2 separate regions of the Homo sapiens genome follow, and region 2 is linked to region 1. A link is a loop called in an ENCODE intact Hi-C map of the cell type or tissue named here. Cell type or tissue: ascending aorta. All regions are shown on one strand.

The links. Hi-C counts contacts between places; a loop is a spot of excess contacts. Peaks named below come from ENCODE experiments on the same cell type or tissue, not always from the same donor. Only the 100,000 strongest peaks of a DNase experiment are listed, where the experiment ranks them.
Region 2: it touches region 1 in a loop (2.0-fold over the local background); 3 of 110 quality-filtered maps call a loop at or near these places.

Annotation. Positions count from the first base shown.
Region 1 is chr7:47,650,403-47,652,902 of GRCh38, forward strand. No RefSeq gene overlaps it. Among named protein-coding and RNA genes, the nearest start is that of LINC02902, 3.6 kb to the right of the region's middle. In ascending aorta, no CTCF peak of the experiment used is centred here; a DNase peak (open chromatin) is centred at 1,129; H3K27ac peaks cover 1,546 bases.
Region 2 is chr7:47,452,893-47,455,392 of GRCh38, forward strand. All of the region lies in intron 4 of TNS3 (tensin 3), which reads right to left. Among named protein-coding and RNA genes, the nearest start is that of SNORD151, 11 kb to the right of the region's middle. In ascending aorta, no CTCF peak of the experiment used is centred here; DNase peaks (open chromatin) are centred at 352 and 949; H3K4me3 peaks cover 1,042 bases; H3K27ac peaks cover 2,500 bases.

The DNA.
Region 1 (2,500 bases):
CTAGAGTCCCTCATTTTTCATCCAGGTGACTGCATGTTACCAGTTTTCTAACATTGTGAGCAGCACCCACAAGCTGCAATCTTCAGACCTGCAACTACCCGATCAGTTGAGTCGGCTCTCTCTGGTTTTGCCAAATTGGCCTAGCCTCAAGAGGCCTCCAGTTACACATTGCTCCTTGAAGAAGGGGGCCGCCTCTGAGCCTAGAGTGACCTCGGAATTGTGGTTGGGAACCAGGTTCACCTTCCAAGTGCCAATCTCACTCTGCAGAGGAGTGGGCCTTAGTGTGAGGGGTGGTAGCCCCTCAGCCTCCTGTTGGTGGAGGCCTCAGAGGAGCAGAGAGGACATCTCCTCCTTTTGAATCCTGGCACCTGAGCCAGAAACCGGCTCTCCCAAGAGGTAATATGCATTTCCAAGCCGAGCTGTACACAGAGCTGAGACCCACATTGGCCACTGGCCAGCTGGTGCCCTTGGGTAAGTAATGGCAGCCCTGAATCTCTGTATTCTCAACTTTAAAAGACGAGAAAGGTGCTTTTCTTGGGAGTGCTGTGTCAATTAGGAAGAGGATGGTGTGCAGCAGGCACTTAATTGGCACTGCATTCCTCCTGTGCGGGGTACTCTGGACCTTTCCTCCTCCCTCTGGGCTCCTTAGAAGCGAGGATCAGCCCCTCTGGGCTTATTATCTCAGGCTGCCCCTTCACCCACCCTGTTTGTTGTCTGCTCCTGGGCAGAGACCTTCATTAAGGGCAACAGTGTCAAGGGGTGGCCCAGGCCCTGGAGCCAACCCTGGAAGCATCACTTCTTGCCTGTTGCCCCTATTTTGAGGCTCAGTGGGAATGCCCATGGCCAGCTCCACAGCAAGACAGATGGCTCTGTCACTGGCCTTGAGTAATGGGAGGCTCCTCTCACCCTACTGGGCCAAAATCAAAGGTTTCTACCATCTTTGTGAGGCAGTTTTACATGTATCAATCTCATTTGGACCCTCTCATAAACTCAAGCAGGGCAGGGGCAGGGTAATTAGCCCTCTTTAACAGGATCAGAAACTGAGATTCAGAAAGCCACTCATCCAGTGTCTTGCAGCTCCCAGGGGCTGGGCCACACATCACGCAGCCTTGGTGCCCCTCCTCCTCCCATTGGCCAATTTTACTGGAACCCATGGGTACACGAGGCCTTAGGACACCTCTGCTATTCTTACCAGCCCTGCTAAAATATCCCTAAGGACAGCAGGCTCCAGGATGTGATGTCTAGATGTTTGCAGCTTTTCTCAGGGGAACTCCAGTTGTTATCTAATCATTTCAACACAAAACCTCAAAATAAACCCACATGAATTATGGACTAAATGCCCAACTCACAAGAATTTTGTAAAATAAACGATGAATCATCTAAAATATTTCATGTATGTGTTGGACAAATCTGAATTGTGTACGCAGGTCTATCCTCAGAGCCTTGGTAAGTAGAGATTCTCTAGGGAAAAAGTTTGAGAGCAAACTTAGGCTTGGGAGAAGCAACAGGGTTGAGGCTGAGCGTGGGATTGATGCTGGAGTGTCACTCACTTTTCTGGCCTTGAGGAAGCCGTTTAGAATCCTGAGGCTCAATTTTCTCATTTATAAAATGAGGTAATGGCTGGGCATGGTTGCTCATGCCTGTAACCCCAGCATTTTGGGAGGCCGAGGTGGGCAGATCACCCGAGGTCAAGAGTTCAAGACTAGCCTGGCCAACATGGCAAAAGCCCATTTCTACAAAAATACAAAAATTAGCTGGGCGTGCTGGTACACTTCTGTAATCCCAGATACCCGGAAGGCTGAGGAGGGAGAACACTTGAACCCAGGAGATGGTGGTTGCAGTGAGGCGAGATCATACCACTGCACTCTGGCCTGGGTGATAGAGTGAGACTCCATCTCAAAATAAATAAATAAATACATACATAATAAATAAAATGAGGTAACAAGACTTTTTTCAAAGGGTACTTTTGAAGTTTCTAATTTTTTTTTTTTTTTTTGAGACGGAGTCTCGCCCTGTTGCCCAGGCTGGAGTGCAGTGGTGCGATCTGGAATTACAGGCGTGAGCCACAGCGCCTGGTCTAATTTTTGCATTTTTAGTATAGACGGAGTTTCACCATTTTGGCCAGGCCGGGATCAAACTCCTGACCTCAAGTGATTCGCCTGCTTGGTCTTCCAAAGTGTTAGGATTACAGGCGTGAGCCACCTTGTCTGGCCTGATGCTTCTTTCTTTTTCTAAAAAAGACAGCTTCATACTTTTCTTTCTTGTCCTTTGCTTTGTTGCCAAGCTTGGAGATGATGAAATTGAGACTTAAAATAAGACAGTACGATCACCTTTTCTTGTATGTGGTTTGCAATTGAGTCCTAAGAGGCAGAAGGGGGCCACTCTGGAAATTCCAAGTCCTTGGGAGTGGTTTGTGTTTACAGTTTCACACAAAAATGAACCAGTTCCATGAAGACTCAGAAGGGAGACTCAGAAGGGTGGAGGGAAGAAGAGGGGTGGA
Region 2 (2,500 bases), 200 kb before region 1:
GCCCAGCCGAGAGGCGGCACGTGGGGAGTTGGGAACTTACTGTGCTGGGCCTGGGCAGGGACCACCGGCCAGGGCTGCTTTTCCCTTCCAGAAACAGCTCCTCCTACGTTTCGCTCCTTCCCCTGCTTTAGTCAAGCACACCCCTCTTCGTGTTAATGTCTCGGCAGCTCTGGGCATAAAGGAGGCAGCTGGAATAGCCCACCAGGTGGGAGAGCCTGGTGAGTGTGGGAGTCCCCAGAACCACAGCCAGGAGCAGCTGGCAGGTGTGCCCGGCCCCACGGTGAGCACGCAGGCATGGAGCTCACAGGACAATGTCCGCCCGGGGCTGAGGGCCAGCCTGCCGAGGGCCAGCCTGCCAAGGGCCTGAGGGACAGGAACAAGAACAGCGCTCTCCGGGAGAGCCTTCTGACCAGGAAGCTGAGTGGCTGTGCCTTCCTGGGGACTAGCCACTAGGGAGAACCGCCTCTCAAAAGTTCCCCCAGGAAAAACAAAACCTACTTCGAGCTGCTGGGAGGGCAGGTTACTCACCTCTGTATCCCAGGTAACAGATGCCTGATGCCCACTGGCCTTCCTCCCTCCCTCTTTCCTTCCTCTCCCCCAACCCCATTCTCTCCTTTACCACTTCCTTCCTTAGTTCATTTTTGCTCCACTTCATTCCAAATAGAATTTGAGATGACTCATCGAATGAATTCAACATAACTAAATAAAATTTTTAAAATAAAAACCAAACCAATAAACAAGCACAAAAACAGGGTTAAAGACAAGAGTGGCCAGGCCAGAGAGAAGGAAAGGTATGCAGCGAAACCTCAGTTATGGGAATGAGGCACCAGACGGTTCTGAGTTACAAAACGGGAGATGGAGGCCGGATACACGGCAGATCTTGGTGACATAGAGTCCCGGACCTGCCCGAGGCGGGTTTATTTCCTCACTTAGCACTCAGAGCTAAGAGGAAGGGTGGCCAGCCCGGGCCACATCGTGTCCTCAGCTGTTAGACTCACCCAGGCAGCTGTTTAAACTGATCTCACTGATCTCATGACTACATGGTCAGTCACGTCCCTTTAACTGACAGGGAGATTTGTGTGTGCTTTTTTGTAACATCTTACATGCACTTACATTCTTTTATTTTTATCACTTATTTCATAACGAAAACATTTCTTCACATAGAAAAGTGGACCAAGGGAGGGGAGGTGGGGAGGGCCTCATTGGGCCCCCAGCATAACCCTATCAGTGGGCAGGGTGTTCTGGGGGCGCCCATTCCACTGGAAACCACGTGGTGTCTCCTTCCAGGCTGAACACAAACAGGGGGCCCCAGTTTATAACTAGCCAGGGGTGCACTGCTCAGACCAGGCTCAGCTCCACAAGGCAGCCTGCGCTTCCTGCCACCTGCCCACCATTTGGCAGGGGCAGACACAGCAGTGACGGCAGGGGGTCAAAATAGGACCACCTGTCCCTTTACTGGCCACAGTCATCAGACCCGGAGACACTAAACAGGACTTTAACTCCTCCGAGCATTGGTTTCCACCTCTGTGAAACTAGCTGACAACACCACCAGCCTCCCAGGATCTCTGTGGGGACTAAGAAGATGCCTCAAGGCACCAAGCCCAAGCCAGCAGCACTCATCATCAGCCCTGGGGGAGAGAGGAGGGTTGCATGTGTTGTTTCCAGTCCAACTCCCGCATTTTACAATGGAGGAAAGGCCATGGGGAGGGGCTGCTCTGGGGGGGCAACAGCTGGGCAGGGTGTGGCACCCTGAGGACAGGCCAGTTTATTCCTTACTTCATGGTGACAGAAAACAGGCCGAGCCCTAGAGAGCCAGCTCTCTCAAAGTACCCCCAATGGGAGTGTCCTCAACTGCAGGCAGCGGCCAGCCAGGCAGAGCCAGGCAGGGGGCTCCCATCCATAGGCGAGCAAGTTAGCAAGGGCGGCCTGGGAGGGAAGTGCCTTCTCTAGAAGGTGACAACATTGTTAATGAGCCCGTGTTAATGTCAGTCATCTCCGGAGTCTGAAAGTGCCCTGCAGCAGGTGGGAGGGGTTATGTATGCTGAGTCCACTCTGGAGTATGCCCTGCAGAGCTGCGTTCTGTCCTGTTAGATGTCCCACCCAAACTCACACAGATCCCCCTGCAGAGAGCCTGGAAACCAGCCCCTCAGGGCACAGCACAGGCATCCCAAGGACAGCCCCACCAAACCCCCAGCATACAGATACCTGGTCCTGTCCACATGGGATGTCGGGGGTGCTGACGGGGGCAAGACCCACAGATGCTGACCACCATGGGCCACAGAGATAGGTCTCTGGCCCTGCAGCCAGCTGGTTCCATACAATAGCTCAATGTTTGCAAGGCTGAGGGAAGGGCCTAATTCACCCACCCCAGCCTGGCCAACTCTGATGGGCAAAGGGGCTGCCCAGAGAATGCTGAGAGGATCACCCCAACTCAGACCAGGACCATACCTGCCTCCACACCCAGAAGGGCACAGCAGGGCTTTTGCTTTAGAATGAAGAG